2 separate regions of the Homo sapiens genome follow, and region 1 is linked to region 2. Evidence: read pairs that join two places in POLR2A ChIA-PET (ENCODE). Cell type or tissue: PC-9. All regions are shown on one strand. Each heading gives the region's core, and the rest is flanking DNA. Links, peaks and the distances in the headings are about the cores only.

What was found. ChIA-PET counts read pairs that join two places held together with the same protein. Peaks named below come from ENCODE experiments on the same cell type or tissue, not always from the same donor. Only the 100,000 strongest peaks of a DNase experiment are listed, where the experiment ranks them.
Region 1: POLR2A ChIA-PET joins it to region 2 with 5 read pairs; 3 of 35 experiments call an interaction of 5 or more read pairs at or near these places.

Annotation. Positions count from the first base shown.
Region 1 is chr2:226,759,052-226,769,139 of GRCh38, forward strand. All of the region lies in intron 1 of IRS1 (insulin receptor substrate 1), which reads right to left. Among named protein-coding and RNA genes, the nearest start is that of IRS1, 36 kb to the right of the region's middle. In PC-9, for the core only: no CTCF peak of the experiment used is centred there; no DNase peak of the experiment used is centred there.
Region 2 is chr2:226,573,846-226,583,933 of GRCh38, forward strand. No RefSeq gene overlaps it. Among named protein-coding and RNA genes, the nearest start is that of MIR5702, 80 kb to the right of the region's middle. In PC-9, for the core only: no CTCF peak of the experiment used is centred there; a DNase peak (open chromatin) is centred at 5,216; H3K27ac peaks cover 1,340 bases.

The sequences.
Region 1 (10,088 bases), core at 2,417-6,416, 180 kb after region 2:
GGGATAATGAAAAAATCGGCTCTAATATCCAAAACTGCCTGTGTCCGGGGCTGGTGCAAGGGATTACACAAGCCTCAAAACACAAATAAAAGTCACAAACTAGCAAGTAATATTCATTAGGCACCCATGTGGTTTTGAAAGACAATTCCAAATGCTTTCTTATATAAATGTGAGATATGGTTGCTAGATTTTTACAATGCCATGCTGGAAAATGGAAAAATTCTCTCTACAAAGGAAAACGTTTAGTCTGGAGAAAATGTTTACAGAGGTTTGCAGCAAATAAACTTCTAAATATAGTACCAGCACTTAATAAAGGGTCAAATAAGCTCTGGGTTCTTGAGCCTGAAGTTTTCAAGGATTTTGACACAGCCCCAATGAACCATGGCAGAACCATGGCAGCTGGCAAATGCCCTGAACCATTAGCCATCAAACAGCTGCTGAAGCAAGTCACATTCCACAATTCTGTAGCACTTCCTATCATATAGTAACAGTTGGTATGTGCCCAAATTTATTTTCTCACTAAAGCTGAATGAAGATCATGTGAGCAGAGAAACACTTTTATGATTAAAGCAGATATACATTTTCAGATGTATTTTTTAAATGAATGGAAAACAATGAAAACTTTTTCAAAATTCATGCAAAGACAAATAAACACCCTTTTTTGATATAACTTAAAACTACATAGTTTCTTTATAGCAGAGAAAATACAAGAGAATCAGAAGTCACAATAAAATGCAAATATGCCATGAAAAACAAAGCCATGAAAATGCACTGAAATGTTTTGTCTCCTAGCACTCTGTTGGAACTTGTACATAGGCTTAGCTGAGAAAGAAGAGTTATGCGCTGGGTGCTGTGGCTCACACCTGTAATCCCAACGTTTTGGGAGTGCGAGGCAGGCAGATCGCTTGAGCTCAGGCGTTTGAGACCAGCCTGGCCAACGTGGCAAAACCCCACCTCTATTTTTAGAAGTACAAAACAGCCATGTGTGGTGGCGCATGCCTGTAGTCCCAGCTACTTGGGGGGCTGGGGCTGGAGGATCGCTTAAGCCCAGGAGGTTGAGCTGCAGTGAACCGTGATTGTGCTACTGCACTCCAGGCTGGGTATCAAAGTGAGACCCTGTCTCAGAAAAAAAATAATAATAATAATGCATATAGAATAAGTCTACCATCCAAATGAGTCATTTATGTGCACAAATTAAATTTTTTTCTTTTTTTGTCTTATTGCAAGATTAAAAATTAATTTTAAAACTACAATTCAATAAGTGGCTTTACTAAAATGTTCCTTAAAATATTATTTTGACAAAAGCCGGCATCAAGAATCTCATTCTTACTCCTCAGAGAGAGTTGAAAATACCCAATTACTTTATAAAATGTCAATACAAGAGGATCTCACAGATAGCAAATCTAATAGTGTCCAGTCCACACTTCCCTACAAATACATGCGGTCATAATTTTTTTTACCCTCTTAATCTGCTGTGGCTCCATTAGTAAGCCCCTAAAAATGCAACCTGGCATTTACATTCTTGTCCATCTGGAATGTCTCTGCATCAGAGGAAAACCCTCAACCCCACCCCCCTCCACAAAAGATGAACAAGTGCACAGCTGGTATAAATCTGGGCACGTATGAAGGCAACCACTTGCATGCATGCATACACAAGGCTAAATGTTTAATCCCTCAAGCACCCTCTTCTACCCATTTTCAGATGATGCTAGGAAGGATATGATTTGCTTTTTTAAAAAATTGAATTATGTACTTTTATTAGACACCAAACAATTCCTTATTGAAAAGATATTGCAAGAAAAAAAGCTTGAAAACTTGCCATCAAAGCTGTCTGAAGTCCAAAGTGCTATCTTTTGCTGTCACCAGAAGACTTGGAACCAAATAGGCAGAAAGCTAAGGTCAATCTTGTGAAAGTATGATTGTGAAACCTAACCCTAGACCTCTGTCCTCTTCAGAGCAGCAGATTCACATATGTGCATTTCAGCAGAGATGCAGGAATTGCTGATGTTTTCCATGCTGCTTCCATGAAAACCAACACTTGCAGGGTTCACTGCCAGCTCATGATGTGAAGCTAAACTTAGAAATCAAGCTGGGTTCTATATTGAGCTACACCACCTAAGTAGCTGTGGGCAGGAATATGACTATATAGACAACTCCAATTCTTAACTATTGGTTTTTAACGAGAAGAGCAGACCAATAAAATTCAGCTTTCTAAAACAACAACATAATTGCTTTGGAATGCATTTTGGTAATAAATTTGGCTGCTGTAACTGAGGTTTTGAGAGGACAACTACAGGGGGCACTATTTACACCATTCTGGGTGTGAAAACAATTCCATGGAATTGTGCTGTACACAGCCCAGGTGACTGCCGGGTTTATTGTCATTCTATACCAACTTCCAAGAGCTCTATCCCAGGGAAAAAAAGTATCCATTGTATCTCTCTGATACTTTCCTACTTTGCTATATTCCTCTGTTTCTTTCTGGCCCCCTTCTCCACTCTGGTCAACTGTCACTTATAGTGACAGTTTTGTTTCTTATCAAACTTTAAATCGAATAAAAGCTAGTTGAGCTTCCAGAGAGCTTTACTCTTCCCACAAAGAATCCTAAGTTGTAGATGATTCAGATATTAAAATTTGAGCAGAACTAGAATTTTATAGGTACCTCAATAAACCTGAAATTCCCCAAATCCAAAACTCTGGAAGAGTTCCCTAACATAATTAGCTACAAATTTTCAATCTTGAAACTTAAATGACTGTTCCATGAATGCAGTTTGGAAATCATGACAAAGCCATAAGTACAGACATGGATAACAGAGGTTGCCAGGTGGCATTATGTTCCATCATAAACTACAGAAAAATTAAACTGTTCCATTATTTTTAGCCAAGACCTCTGGTTATTGGATTGCATGGGTGCCCTGCATTCCGCTTATCCAAAAAGCAAGTCAGAAAGAACTAAAATGGCAGCATAGAGGCTGAGCTGTTGTCCTACAACATAGCCCTTGCTCATTACAGAAGCACTAGGCACCCTAAGGTTCATTTTGTTCCAACAACCAGCAATCATTATTTTCCAGAAAAACTGAGATGTGAGTTTGGTTTGATTTATTAATTTAGTTACTCAAAATCTTGACCTTAGTGACTATAAATATGCTCTATCACTATTCAGGGGTGGCATCCTCACTTGGAATCTCTGGCCAGAATTCTTTGGGAAGTTATCATTGATATCTTATTGCATTGACAATTAATAGACAGACAGCTCATACCTCTTGAGATATTACTATCTAAAATGCCATCAGAACATAAAAATGCAAAAAAAAAAAAAAAAGAGAGAGAGCAAATCTTTATCTAAACATAAGCTTTACCTACCACAGGTAACACTAGTGAAGCATCTGTATAATTTACTCATTGCACTAAAAGTTTTAGCCAGTGAAGCATTGGCAAATTTTCTAATAGGGTCAGATTGCAAATATCTTGGGCTTTGTGGACCATGTATAGTCTCTACCCCAACAACTCAACTCTGCCATTGTAGCTCAAAAGCAGCCAGACAATACATAAAGAAATGGGTGTTCCAATAAGCTTTCCAGAAACAGGTGGCAGCTGGATTTGGCCCTAGTTTGCTGGCTCCTGGCCTACTGTAAAGCCAGAAGAACTATAGGTTGGTGCAAATGTAATTGCAGTTTTTGCCATTACTTTTAAAATGCCAAGACCTGTAATAACATTTGCACCAGCCGAATACATATTTCATTGTAAATCAGGAATAAAAATCCAAAAGAGGCTGATCATAAGAACAAAATCAGCTCAAAGTGACAAGCCTACAAATATAAAACACCTTTCCAATGGAAGGAATCAGGTAAAACTCTTACCTAACAAGTGGTCTGCCAGAGCGTTAACAGGCGTGCATTTGTTATTCTTACAAAAAAGTATAATACTCTTGCGATCATCCAGAAGAGAAAACTCATTTGGGAACATTTATATCATCATCTTCCTTTAAATGCTTTTACAACAAAGAATGTACAGTAACTTTCTGAATAGAAAGATAAAGGGGGAAAAATGATGATACAGTACCTCCAACGGCAAGAAAGGGAAGACTGTTGGTTTCAGGAAAAAAGAAACTGAAGAAAATGCATTGCTGAAGGCCTTGTACTGCTGGAGGGGCATCTTAGTTTGAATTCACCATTCCCTAAACACTTCCCATACCATCCTATTTTTGGTTTCTTTTTATTCAAATTACTACATTTTTGGGGTTTTTCTTTTTATACCATGTTGTGCTTTCTACAGTCTTGAATTACACAAGATTCTCACAGTCCTGCATTAAGGCTGTCTTGGAAGACTACTGTCCACATTTATGACAAAAATACTACAACAAAATCCACAAAAACTGCCATTCATGCATGCCACATCTCAGATCCTGGTGGTTACCCCCTTTGAATGCCAACGTGAAAATGAAACGAGCAATCCAGGGAGCTTGAATTTCAAGGCTATTTTTTAAAAGATGCCATCTGCTTTCCAAAAGCAACACAGACACAGAAATAGTTCTCTCCTTGACTAGCTACATTCCAAAATATTAGGTCATGGTGAGTGCATCCCATTGCCAATGGCCCAGGTATCTACGTATTCTGGCCTTTCTCTCTTGGTTTCTGTGATACTAGTCAAGTTTTATTTCATCTAGAATTATTCACTATCCTCCCAGTAATTCCAAATCACCTTTAATTGCCATTTAAAAAAAGACCCTACATAAGTCTTCCATTCAAACAAACAAACAATAACTGACTTTTGAATCAAATTTCTTTTTAGCAATACCCAAGCTACTCTTTTCTTCATTGTGGAAACCTACAATGAATCTCAGGGTACTAATCCATCCTATGATAATCTTTGGGCCAATCACTTAGTAATCAGAGCTTCCAAACTCATTTGTATGACCGTTGTATAGTAAATGAACTTCAAATCCAAATAAAATGAAAATCCCTATACACAACTCTGTAGTTCATGCCAAATGATGAAAAATGGATCATGGATAAACTTCAGCAGAACACACTCCAAGAATCATTTCCACTCAGTCTGAAAGTAAGTTTTATTATTTCCCCCCATACTAGATTTCCTAAATAATATTTCCTTTTGCTTTTTCTGCACTGCTATGGTGTATGTTCCTTTAGAAACATCGAAGGATCACTAATGGAATGTGGCAAGAATCAGAGCTAAAAATACAGCTTTTTGGCCAGGAACAGTGGCTCATATCTGTAATCCCAGTAGTTTGGGAGGTCGAGGTGGGAGAATTGCTTGAGGTCGGAAGTTTGAGACCAGCCTGGACAACATGGCAAGACCCCTTCTCCAAAAAAATATAAAAAGTTAGCTGAACATGATGGTGCTCATCGTAGTCCAAGCTACATGGGAGGATAAGGCAGGAGGATCACTCAAGTCGAGGAGTGCGAGGCTGCAGGGAGCCATGATCACTTTACCACATTCCAGCCTGGGCAACATAACAAGACCCTGTTTCAAAAAAAGAAAATCTATTTACCTACAGAGAGACTTTTAAAATTGTCATGAAAAGTATCTCAAAGCCTGACACATACATCATTAGTCTCAATGAAGACCAGAAAAAGGAGAGAGAATTAAAGAGGGTGACATTAGCATTCCTAGAAAAGGGAGTTAAAGCAGATCACAGTGAGGGTGCGCCACAGCATAACCTCTGTGAATCCTCGCGCAATTCACCTCTTGGGTTGCCGTCGTCAAGGTTTGATTGCTCATCTATATGCGAGCAGATCAGAAATGGACCAGCTGCCTAGCTTGCTGTTCTACAAGATGTACCATAAGACACTAATCAACTACTCCTTAAAGACAACAGTGTACATGTATTTTTAAGCGGTGGTTATAGAAATGCTGTCGATAGTGTACTTAGAAGTCTATCGCACAAACTTTGTTTCTTGTTAATTTTCCTCAAAGGCAAGAAAATCTACTTATACTTCTATTTCACTCCTTTTGAATTATATATCCTTAGCTCTCGCAAGCTTACACTATAGCTTCACCAATTCCTATTCTTTTTATAAATATTACTCATTCATTCATTCATTCATTTGAGATGGGGTCTTGCTATGTTGCCCAGGTTGACTCAAACTCCTGGGCTCAACCAATCCTCTGATCTTAGCCTTACGAGTAGTTGGGGCTATAGGCATGTGCCACTATGCCCAGCTCACCAATTCATATTCTTTTCTTAGAAAAAATCTGCTTAGACTTACCTCCCTCGGGAAATACACAGTTGAGCTGAAATGGAAATTAGAGACAAGATAATGCCTTTAAATTTTTATTGACTAACAAGTAGCAAAAACTCTTACTGAATCACTATTTATTGTCATATAAGCTTCTTTGAAGGGTACTCTGTGCATCCTACTCCTGGACTGGTCCACATAAGGGCCAGGAAGACTTTTTATCGGGGCCCTGTGGGGAATCGCCAACTTATCTGGGTTTCCTACAAAGTTGACTAATATTGCTCTCTGTGAGTTCTCTAAAACAACCCCATGAGCACTAATGGACTTTCCTAGGCTCACAGGAGTAAAGTATCCATGGAGCTTTTCCACCTGCCTACTCAACAGCTGGCCTCACAGCTTTGGAGCAACGAGAAAACTCCAGTTCCTACTTTGCAAAAATTGGGGAGGAACAGGAAAGGCTTTCCCACATTTCTCCTCTGCCACTTCCGTAAAAGAACTATGCAGGATGTCTTCATCAGCTGAACATAACAGGAACCAAACAGAAGCCACTTTAAAAAGTAAATCTGTTGAAAACATGGACCTAATTTTTATTGTAAATGGATTTAACTGAAATTTTACACTAGGGAATAAAGCTGAAATATATGAAAAAACTATATTACCTTATGTTTAACAAAGCATGTTTTAATTGAATCTACTAGAAAATTCTTAAATGAACAAAGTTTGATCAAGTGTTCATGTTTTTGGATTACTTTTCCTTCACGTTTCAACTTCGACTTCTTGTTTGGTCATCATGGAACAACCATAAAAAGAATCATTTCTGTAGAAATATTCAAAGGTTTTATGAATTTTCCCAAGGCCCTCTCTTAATCTTATATATATATATATATATATATATATATATATATATATATATTTTTTTTTTTTTTTTTTGAGACAGGGTCTCACTCTGTTGCCCAAGCTGGAGTGCAGTGGCACGATCTCGGCTCACTGCAATCTCTGCCTCCAAGGTTCAAGCAATTCTTGTGCCTTAGCCTCCTGAGTAGCTAGGATTACAGGCGTGTGCCACCAACCTCAGCTAATTTTTGTATCTTTAGTAGAGACGGGGTTTTGCCATGTTGTCCAGGCTGGTCTTGAACTCCTGGCCTCAAGTGATCCACTTGCCTTTGCCTCCCAAAGTGCTGGGATGACAGCGTGAGCCACCACGCCCAGCCAATCCTATACTATTTTTACCATGCATTTTAGAAGTACTAAAGTAGTCATTATCTTTGATTTGTTTCTTCAACAGTTGACTCATCTGCTAGATCTTTACTGGTCATTGACTGCTTGTGAAACCCAGCAATCCACCAGCATTACTTTCATTGACTTTATGAAATGCTGCATCTTTCACAAAAGGTGTATTTCCACACTGAATAAAACTGGATGAAGGATCACTGGTATTAAGTATAAAGAGATAATAAGCAAGGGCAGAGTTTAGAAGTGCTTAGTTCATTAGTGAATATTTTTGTGTCTTCTGCTTCCCTACTAAAACCTTATAATTGCAGGAACTCAAATAATGAAGATCACTCTCTTGCCACCATTCCATATGGTAGGATTCGGTTTCATCAACCCACTAGCATGCCTTCATGAAACCATAGAGCCAGCTGTCGAGAGCAGCTCAAAACAAGAATGATCACAGAATTAACACCTAAAAGCAAATGGTATAATAAAAAACATCATTAAAAGTTTACTCAGCCAACATAATTTTCCAGGAAGTTAGTAAAATCAAGTTAAAAAAAAAAAAGGCAATGAAGGTCAAAGCAAACTCACATTTACCTGATTAGTGCCAAATGTTTCTACTACAGGTTTTGCATGTCACCAGAAAAAAGGCCTGATATGTAGGTGTTAGAGCAGAATAGTATCTAGCCTACAGGAAGATTAAAGGATTAAAATGAACTAATACTCTACTTCCTAAAACATACAGACTTCTACACAGTGCCAGTCAAATGGCAGCCAAGTGTTATCAGCAAGGCTAAATTTGGATCACATAACCTAAAAACCACTTAAGATAAAAAGAGTGCTGAAATAAGCGCAAGCCATAATAAGGGCCAATGAGAGAATGGGTCACGTCAGGTGACATGGTTTCCAAAATAAAAAAAGGCCAACTCAAAATACAAAAGAACTGGGATAAATTCTTGATAGCTGGAATGTTTGGTGGAGGCTTAAAATGAGCACCTTACACCCCACCCCCAACAAAAGGGCCCTTAGCCATTCTTTATAGAATTGAGATCCTGCTTTAAAGAAACCAGAGCACACATGTCTTGCAAGGAATGCATTAATGATCATAACCTGGGTGGCCAAGCATCCAGACAGGCCTGGAACTAGGACTGAACTCTGGTGGCAATACGCAAAGGGCCTGGTTTGACCAATGGGTATCTCAGAAGCTAGTGCAGCCTGCCGCTGTGGCAAGACTAAAAAAGAAACCTTTTGGAGCCACCCCTAAAATAAGCCTCGGTGATGCTGGTAATGAATGTATGAAAATCTAGGGTAGAGGTGGCTTTAGTTCATTATCTAAGAGGTCTCAGCTGATTGGCACTATCAAACTCAAAGGCATGAGGAGTAACACGTCACACAGAAGAAGTCCATGTCCCTCTAGAATAAAACTTAGTAACATGGTGAGTGGTCCAGGCACACACACTGACATTCCCAGGCTTTCATCATACTTTGAATGAAATTCAAGCAACTTCCCATGGCCTATGAAGCCCTGTGAGACCCTAGCTTACTACCCCAATCACACCTTCTACCCCATCCCTGCTGCTCCAGATGCACCGGAACATAGGATCGTTCCCAGCATAGGATTCTGCATCTGCTGCTTCTACTGGGACACTCTTCACCAGCACACAGCCTCGCCCCATAAGTCTCTCCCTTACTTCACTCAGATGTTTGCTCAGTCACTGCCTCCTTTCTGGCTACCCTTATCAAAAATGGCCCACCCTACCCATTCTTCTCTATCCCTTTACACTATTTCATTGGTTATCATTTGTTTCTTCCCTTGGAATAATAAAAACTCCACGAACACAGAAACCTACTATCTGTCTGATTCACCACATAGTCTCTGTTTTCCAAAAATGTGTCTAGGCACATAGCAAATCTCAACAAGGAATGAGATTTGGAATAAATGAATGGACATATACTTGTTGCATTGATACAAATATATTTTATAAAGTAATGAAATATTAAAATAATAAGCAAATAATCATCAATAAGACTAAAATAAACCAAACCAAAGCCAAAGGGCTAATCAAAAATTTGAATGTTTGTGTGCTAAATATTGTACCAACAGCAGCTTAGTAAACCACCCTGAACTCTCCTCTGTACCTGCTGACCTTAAAATTCATGTGAAACTAGGTTCTGGCTGTTACTAAACCAATCTAAATGCCATCAAAAGTTCTCCAAAATCTTGTAGTGGCGCTATCTCGGCTCGCTGCAACCCCCACCTCCTGGGCTCAAGCAATTCTCCTGCCTCAGCCTCCGGAGTAGCTGGGACTATAGGCGCCCCCCACCACGCCCGGCTAATTTTTGTATTTTTAGTAGAAACAGGGTTTCACCATGTTGGTCAGGCTGGTCTCGAACTCCTGACCTCACGATCTGCCTGCCTCGGCCTCCCAAAGTGCTGGGATTACAGGCGTGAGCCACCGCACCCAGCGAATCCTTCTTTAAAGTAACCAGAGCTCACTGAGGCAAGACAGATGGTGCCTTCAGTGACCCATTCTCTAACAACAATGTTGTAACACTTGTCTGCAAAATAGGAACTCATGTTCAATATGTTTTATGTAACTATATTCAATATATTGCAATATTGTTTATGCAACTGAAGAGACCATCAGAACCTAGAAACTAGTAATAGGATTC
Region 2 (10,088 bases), core at 3,117-7,116:
TAATCCATCTTGAATTGATTTTTGTATAAGGTGTAAGGAAGGGATCCAGTTTCAGCTTTCTACATATGGCTAGCCAGTTTTCCCAGCACCATTTATTAAATAGGGAATCCTTTCCCCATTTCTTGTTTTTCTCAGGTTTGTCAAAGATCAGACAGTTGTAGGTATGCGGTGTTATTTCTGAGGGCTCTGTTCTGTTCCATTGATCTATATCTCTGTTTTGGTACCAGTACCATGCTGTTTTGGTTACTGTAGCCTTGTAGTAAAGTTTGAAGTCAGGTAGTGTGATGCCTCCAGCTTTGTTCTTTTGGCTTAGGATTGACTTGGCAATGCGGGCTCTTTTTTGGTTCCATATGAACTTTAAAGTAGTTTTTTCCAATTCTGTGAAGAAAGTCATTGGTAGCTTGATGTCCAAAACACCAAAAGCAATGGCAACAAAAGACAAAATTGACAAATGGGATCTAATTAAACTAAAGAGCTTCTGCACAGCAAAAGAAACTACCACCAGAGTGAACAGGCAACCTACAAAATGGGAGAAAATTTTCACAACCTACTCATCTGACAAAGGGCTAATATCCAGAATCTACAATGAACTCAACCAAATTTACAAGAAAAAAACAAACAACCCCATCAAAAAGTGGGCGAAGGACATGAACAGACACTTCTCAAAAGAAGACATTTATGCAGCCAAAAAACACATGAAAAAATGCTCATCATCACTGGCCATCAGAGAAATGCAAATCAAAACCACAATGAGATACCATCTCACACCAGTTAGAATGGCAATCATTAAAAAGTCAGGAAACAACAGGTGCTGGAGAGGATGTGGAGAAATAGGAACACTTTTACATTGTTGGTGGGACTGTAAACTAGTTCAACCATTGTGGAAGTCAGTGTGGCGATTCCTCAGGGATCTAGAACTAGAAATACCATTTGACCCAGCCATCCCATTACTGGGTATATACCCAAATGACTATAAATCATGCTGCTATAAAGACACATGCACACGTATGTTTATTGCGGCATTATTCACAATAGCAAAGACTTGGAACCAACCCAAATGTCCAACAATGATAGACTGGATTAAGAAAATGTGGCACATATACACCATGGAATACTATGCAGCCATAAAAAATGATGAGTTCATGTCCTTTGTAGGGACATGGATGAAATTGGAAATCATCATTCTCAGTAAACTATCGCAAGAACAAAAAACCAAACACCGCATATTCTCACTCATAGGTGGGAATTGAACAATGAGATCACATGGACACAAGAAAGGGAATATCACACTCTGGGGACTGTGGTGGGGTGGGGGGAGGGGGGAGGGATAGCATTGGGAGATATACCTAATGCTAGATGACGAGTTAGTGGGTGCAGCGCACCAGCATGGCACATGTATACATATGTAACTAACCTGCAGAATGTGCACATGTACCCTAAAACCTAAAGTATAATAAAAAAAGAAAAGAAAAAAAAAAAAAAAGAATAAACAGGACACTAAAATACAAAAAAAAAAAAAAAAAAAGAAATTCATTCAGTGAGCAGCTGATTACCTGGCCTGTGTGAGAAGGTCCTGCTCCCATGCTCAGGTGAGTTACAGAAGCCCAAACTGACTTGGATTTGGCAACACACTGTCCTTGGAAACCTGCATCAGTTGCAAAATGGAGACCAGAGAACCCACCTTTCAGGAGAACTAAAAACAATAAATAATTAATGGCAATAAGCACCCTGCTAATATAAATGTAAATGATGATCTGCCTGCCTGCTCGATTTACATACAAATGTCCTTTTAAAAAAAAAACTATCGATAGTGGAAAATCAATAGTGTTGGTGATGGGAAAGTGATTTCCAAAGCTGTTTTTTTTAATGTTTTTGAAATAATAATCAGTAAAGCACAGTTATAATGGTTAACCAGACCCCTTGAGGCTGGAGCCCAGGGGAAGGAATTAGAATCTCCAGGTAGATGCTGACTGACTCTGTGACCTCAGGCCACACATCTGTGTCCCTGTTTCCCTAGAAAAGGAGTGAGGAATGTCCAGAGGCTGGGATATCCCAAGGTCATCTAGACCTGAGCAGATGGGGGCACATCCAGAGCCAAGGGGCTTCCAGCGAAAGGATCCCATAATCTCCATATATACCATCTCACCCCAAGTTCCTGTGCTCCCCCAGTTCTCTCTGGCTTCCGGAAAAGCCTATTTTATTTGTCCCAGGGTAATAGCCAATAGCCAAGAGCCATCTACCAAAAGGGCCTTCTGTGTGGACTCATCAGTTTGTATCACTTTACATCAACAAAAAAGGTCAGGTCAGGTTACATTCTGGCTGGTAGCTGTTAAATACTGAAACTAGAATTATGAAGCATTAACTGCATAGTGTGTTCAGTGATAAGCCGTGCCTTTATTGCATGATGAGTACAAAAAAGCTATTATAGTTTCATTTGTATTAAGTATTGCAAAGTGCTAGGCACCCCATAACACGAATGAAACAGCTCTCTTCTAAAGCACTCTTCACTAGAAAGACACTTTAGAACTCTAATACTGAGAATCTTCCATGACTAAAGGACTGAAAGTAACTTCATGTTTGATAAGAAATAGTAAGTTCTAAATGAAGAGAAAAATATATATGTACAAATGTATAAACTGACTCAAACTCTCAAATTCGTTATTGGTAAAATTAAGACAATTTTCCATAGAATCAGTTATTGAGTATAAAATGTCAATCTAGATAATAAAATAAATTTCTGTTTGTGACCCCATCACGTGAAACTGATGATTTGAGCTTTACCAAATGTGGAAAGCATGTTTACAACTAATTGAAAATTAGTAAGCCACTGCAAGGAAGTAAGAGTCAGTTGCCTCCCACAGCTGCTGGAAAAAAGGTACAACTCATCTTCCAATTTGAAAGGTATATTTGGGCTGCTGTGTCTTAAAACAGAAGCTATATGGCACTCACAAAAATCCACCGTGAGGGACCCAACCAAGGGGTTACTTCCGAGAGATGTTAGGGAGATTCTTCAGAGCAGCTGAAATGCTCTGCAAGGAGAAAAGCTCAGGCAACAGTAATTTTGAAGCTCCCAGTGATGACAGTGTGCAGCCAACATTGAGAACAACTGAGCAGTATAACTGAGCTTTATAGCAGTCACTACAGGCCCCTAATGGAGCAGACGCCCGCTCGGAACACCAGATGATTTCACTGAGGCCTCAATGGCATCACACCCATTAACTTCCCTTACTCTACCACCCTGGGTACTTTGGCTCCAGATCACGTGGCCCCTGCTTATCCATAATGCTTCCCCATACCCTAAATTTTCACCTTCCACAATATCAATATAATCAAAATAGCTATGACCTTTATATGTTTCTTTCCATTTTCCACCTTTCTCTGCTCCTAATTTTGAGCTGGATTAGAAAGGATGGTTAAATCTCTTTTACCTTTAACTGAATCCCCTGTTGTTTTTCTTCAAACCCTTCCAGAACAGCTAGTTATATAACTTGAAACACTCAGCCACTGTCTATATAGAAGGAAATATATATTGTTCTGATAAAAATCACTCCATACTTAATGGCGTATAACCCAGCCCATTCATTCAGCCTCCCATAAACTCTGCGGAAGTTTCTTCTATAGTGTCATAACCAGGTGTCTCCTTATGCAGCCTCTAGTTATGTGCTATAAACGGGAAACTTACCAATGAGCCACAAGTGTCTATTGCATTCAGGGATATGATAAAAACTATGAGCAAAGTTGTTTCAGAATAAAGTTGAAACCTGGATATCAACTGGCATTTCAGGTTCTCTTGACTTTTGTGGCTGGGCCAATTATATCTTTACCTATGGAAGGAGAAATATGAGAGGGAGGCTCTTGCCTTCATTTCTGAGCAGCAAAAACATACAAAAGAATGAACCGGCCAGGCGCGGTGGCTCACGCTTGTAATCCCAGCACTTTGGGAGGCCGAGGCGGGCGGATCACGAGGTCAGGAGATCGAGACCATCCTGGCTAACACGGTGAAACCCCGTCTCTACTAAAAATACAAAAAAATTAGCCGGGCGTGATGGCGGGCGCCTGTAGTCCCAGCTATTCGGGAGGCTGAGGCAGGAGAATGGCATGAACCCGGGAGGCGGAGCTTGCAGTGAGCCGAGATTGCGCCACTGCACTCCCGCCTGGGCCACAGAGCGAGACTCCGTCTCAAAAAAAAAAAAAAAAAAAGAATGAACCGTGACTTTTCAAACCAAGTTGTAAACACAGTCAACCAGCCAGCCATAGCCCAGGACACCACACTACATTAATGCTTTAAAGTACTGTTCACTATTTTAATACTGTTTGAATGATTTTTCTGATATGTAACTCAGACAACACCAAATTCATCACCGACCTAGATACTCACACCTCATATGAGTTAGGTATTTTCATTATCCCTCTGTAATGAGGCAATTGAAGTCCATTAAGTGACTTGTCCAAGGTCTTTTTATGTGTACCTGGACTATATAACCCAAGCCTTTATCAGACCCCAGGTTTTCCACACACAGAAATATTTGGGTTTTATTATTCCACAGTCCATTTAACTTGCCAGATATAGCTGTTACAATATAGGAACTTGGGTTGGGTCCTCCCTCACCACTTTAAATTTATTAACCTTGCTGGGTTCTCTTGGTACACTTGCAGGACACCACGGAGAGGAAGTGACTGGGGCAGTGGTTAAGCATAGTCCTTGGAGCCACTTTGCCCAGGTTGAATCACGACTTTCTAATCCCCAGCCACAAAACCTTGGCATGTTGCTTAGCCTCTGTATTCCCCCAATAGCATTGTCTGTGAAATGAAAATGATAAAACTTCCTTTCAGGGTTTCGGTGAGAATTGACCATTGCACATAAAATTCTTAGAACAGTGTCTGACACATAGTAAGGGCTAGATACATGTTAGCTTGTCTGAAGCATCCCTGAGATCCCTTCCAGCAAGAAATTTCTATACTTTTCTGAAATTAAAGCACCAAATTAATCTCTTAGACAATTACATAAAATTTGGGGGTCTGTGGCATTTCCTTTAAGATAGGGACGTGGAAAAAGCAGATAGGCATAGGTAAAGCAGGTGGCCACTTACATAATGTGATCCAGTTGGATGACCATATTCTGTGTTGAAGAAATCAAGCCCCTTTGACAGGGGAAGGGGGAAGTGGCACTATGAATAATTTCAGTGGAATGATTGTGATCTGGGATTGTGCAAGACCACTCCAGGACATGTTGTCTGCACCCTCTGTGGGTTATGAGAGGACTTCCACCTGCCCTGTAAATATCTCACTTACTATTGAGCTGAGGTTGTCCTCTTTCCTCATACTGAGTTTGAATTTCCCAGCACTTGAGATACCCAATATCATAGTCATCCCTTAAATTAGAAATAAAACCCATACTTAAAAAAACCCTCATATACCTCTACTTTATTATTCCTACTCCTATTCTAAATGAGATTCCACTAAATTTTTTGAAAGATGCATGAATCTTTACCTAAACCTTATACCATGTACAAAAATTAAGTCCAAATAGATCATAGGCTAAGATGTATAATAGAAATTATAAAGCTTTTAGAAAAAAATAAAAGAAAATATTCCAGATTTAGAACTAGAAAAGGAGTTCTTAGATTTGACAACAAAAACATGACCAATAAAAGAGAAAAAAGGGTAAATTTTTGCCTTGCAAAAGAGCATGTTTGAGACACATTATGGAATGGAAGAAATATTTGCAAATTACATATCTAACAGACAAATTATGTTGTAACAACTCTCAAAACTCAACATGAAAAAAACAACAATCCAATTTTAAAAGTGGGCAAAAAAAACAGTTCACTGAAGAGGATACACAGATGACAAATAAGCTCATGAAAATATGTTCAACATCATTAGTCATCAGGGAAATGCACGTTAAAACCACAAAGATATATAAATGTAGTGGTATAGGCAAAGTAGGTGGCCATGTATATAATGTGCTCTAGCGTGATGACCATATACTGTATTGAGGAAACTGGCAACTTTAAGAGTGGAAGAAGCACTATTAATAATTTTGATGAAACAACAAGCTTCATCTGAGACTATTGCAGACAAGCCCATTAGAATAAATAAAATAAACAATAGCAATTTGAACAAATATCAAATGCTGATGAGAATGTGGAGAAACAGTTACCAGAAAGGGGTCCCAATCCAGACCCCAAGAGAGGGTTCTTGGATTTCATACAAGAAAGAATTTGAGGCAAATCCATAAAGTAAAGTCAAAGCAAGTTTATTAAGAAAGTAAAGGAATAAAGAACGTCTACTCCATAGGCAGAGCAGCGGCGTGGGCTGATCAACTAATAATACTAATAGTTATTTCTTAATTATATGCTAAAAAAGGGGTGGATTATTCAGGAGTTTTCAGGGAAAGGGGTGGGCAATTCCTGAACCTGAGGGTTCCTCCCCTTTTTAGACCATAGAGGGTAACTTCCTGACATTGCCATAGCATCTGTAAATGGTCATGGCGCTGGTGGGAGTGTCTTTCAGCATGCTAATGCATTACGGTGCGCGTATAATGAGCAGTAAGGACCACCAGAGGTCACTTCCATCACCATCTTGGTTTTGGTGGGTTCTGGCCAGCTTCTTCATGCATGCTTTTTTCTCAGCAAGGTCTTTGTGACCTGTATCTTGTGCCAACCTCCTATCTCATCCTATGACTTAGAATGCCTAACCTCCTGGGAATGCAGCCCAGTAGGGCTTATCCTTATTTTACCCAGCCCCTATTCAAGATGGAGTCACGCTGGTTCAGATACCTCTGACATAACTGGATCACTCATGCATTGCTACTGGGAATGTAAAACACTACAGCCACTCTGGAAAATAGTTTGCCAGTTTCCTTTAGAACTAAAAATAGATTTATCATACAGCCCAACAATTGCACTCTTAGGCATTTATCCTAGAGAATTAAAAACTGATTTTTACAAAGAGAATTGTTAAACCTGGTGCCACCAACACAATGGAATATTAACTGGTCATTAAAATTGATAATTATGATGTTTGTTTAGAAATAGATTTTAAGTGATCCTGAAATAATATTAACTTTAAAATGCAGAAATCAGAACTACACACTAGAATAAAGACTTGCAAAGAATAAGCACAAAGAAAGCAGCTATTGTCAGGGTGGTGCAATTGATTAGCGTATTTGTTTCTATTCTTTTTTTCAGAAGCTTCTTTGCTGTTATGTTTATATCCTCCATTTTAAAAATATGAAACCAAAACTGGAAAATCATTAACACAAAACAACAATTTACAAAGAGACTCTGCCTGGGAAGGAGGGGCTTGGAGGGCCCCCTGCTGCTCTAGTCTTCCCCATGGAGAGCATTCACCAGAATGATCTTTATCAGATTAGCTGGGGTGGTGCCAAGAGTCCGAAGGTTAGGACCAAAGAGAGAGGTATCAAGGGAGGCAGAAGAAAGCCAGAAGCAACACAACAACTGCCTCCACTGCATGATTAATTGAGGAGATAAAGAAAGAGATTTTTAAGCAAAAGGTCTGAAAAGATGAGTAGGAAGAGAAACAGGTTTCAACCAGGAAGGACAAAGTTAATCAGAGTGTTATCAGTCAGAACCTTAAGGCAGATGCTGGGTAGGAAAGAAATCTGGAGCCCAGGTAGTAGACAGGACGAATGCAGCTCCAGGAAGAACACAAGGAAAGGGTAGAGAGGGACACCTTAGTGGGACAGGATGAGTACATCGACAAGTAATTTCCATTTTCAGCATTCCAGGATAATCATAGCAAATCTTATGTTCAAATTTCTAACAACATAAATAATTAGAAGAGATAATAATATCCTTTGTTAACACAATTTCATTATTCTTTTAGTTATTTTGATTTCCATGTGCAGCCCGTAAACCTGCAGGGGATCTTTTTAAAACCAAGCTATTAATTACTCCTTCCAAATGAGGGAAGGAATGAAAGCACAAATTCAGAAACAAAGAGCACCATTCCGATGAGATGATCTGTCCAAACACACCACAGGCCACTATTTTGACTATGCCCACATTAACACCCCACATTTACTTGCTGAATGGTGGAGTAGCTTGATCTTTAGGTGACCTAATAAAGAACTGGGTCTCTGTTGCTCATTGCAAAGTTAATCTCTCTGAATTTCAGTTTCTTCAAATGGAAATCATGAGGACTACGTGAGGCTGAAACACACACACATGCTAACATATGCAGTATCCCGTGCATATTCGGCACTCAGTAAATGTTAATCTCTCAGTCCTTTGCTTTCCTTAGTCTCTTCCTTCCTTGTTTCCATCCCTAATTATAGCAGAACCTGGCCACTTCCCTCTGCACTCACCATAAACACTAACAGCTTTGTATTGCATGCATTTGTAACCCTATCTGTGGTGTTTTTTTGTTTTGTTTTGTTTTTTGTTTTTTTCGTTTTTTGCACTCTGCAGACACAGGCTAGGTCAGAGGGGCCAGGGTTGACACTCTGAGAACAACCCTTAGTCAATACAAGCAAGAATTGGAGGATAAACACTTTCAGTTACCTGACTGCTCAAAGGGCTCATGTCCAAGGCATATTTTATATCGTCTCCAAGATGTCCCCAGCAGAAATGAGCCCCAAATGCCCATATCAACTTAATCATTAACATCCTGTATTGTTTTTTCCCTTCTCTGCCTCAAGTCCCCATTCTTCTCTTGGTTCTTCCTGGCATCACCTCCCAAATACACTACTCCTCACCAAATCCTGACCGGAGTCAGCTTTTGGTGAGACTCAACTCAAGACACTGAGCAACCCAACCAAGTGGTCCCTCCTGCTCCTGAATGGATAAGATATGCCCAAGATTTCACTTGAGATTGGACTGAGTAGAGCTCATTCCCTGGCCCCGGTATTTCAATAGCCCTTTGAAATGCAGCTTCAGCTCTCACTACTCTTCATAAACTCTTTTCTCAGACGTTTCCAACACTCTCGTAATTGCAAATTCACAGTCCTTTGATCCTTGTCATCCCTGCAGAACTCAACACTGATGTCAACCTTTACTTGAAACTCTTCTCCCTTGTTTGTTCTGAAATTCATTCCCTAGTTTTTCTCTGCCTTTTGTCTTCTCTGGATTTCCTTTAAATGCCTGTTCTTTACATGTAGGCTTTCACAAGACTCTCTAACTAGAATTTGCTTCTGACTTTGTATTCTCCTCCTTGACATTCTCATCCACTTTGATATCTCAAAATATCTTCTTTCTGCTTTTGGCACCTAAACCCACATCTTTAACTCTATCTTCTGTCCTTTTGATCAAACTTCTTCTCAGCTATGGAATGATTTAATGCTGGTTGAGTTACTAGTGCCAGTGAATGAACACTGCTCAGACCAATATCAAGTGAAATCTTGCATGTATCTTATCCACTCAAGAGCAAGATAGAGCTATTGATTGGGTTACTCAGTGTTTTGGGTTGAGTTTCACCAAGAGCCAACTGGAGCAAGAATTTGAGGAGAAGTGTGTTATTTGGCAAAGTCCTGGTAAGCATATCTACATAAAAATTCTCCCATCACCTCAAACCCAAGTGTTCCAAACTGAAGTCTTTATCCGCCTCCCCCCGACAAGCCTGTCCCTTGTCCTGTGATTCTTGCCTCAGTTAAATTGCCTCTACCTCCCAGTGATGCTTCATGTTGAAGTCCTCTCTTTCATTCACGTCCTTTTCCCAAGGAGTTTCTCTCATATATGTTGCCTCCTTTCAGGTGTCTTTAGTTCAGAGTTTCATGATCTCTCATCAAGAATAACGCAGTTGCTTACTAACAGCATTGACTTAGCAACTCACCATTCACCATCCATTGCATGTATATAATCACATAGCAAAATTCCCATGTGCTGGGTATTATCATTAGCCCCATTTTAGAAGTGGAGATATTGAACCTCAAAGAGGTTAAGAAGCTTCTTCAACATCACCCCAGCCAGTACTCAGTGTACTGACTAGAAAATCAGCTAGAAAAATCTTGAAGAATTTCCACTATGCTAGATGACTCATTGGAGTGGATTGTAAAGTCCTTCCTGCATTTTATGCATCAGAGGAGAATACACTTTCTACTGCTACAGTAAACATAGTCTTTGAGA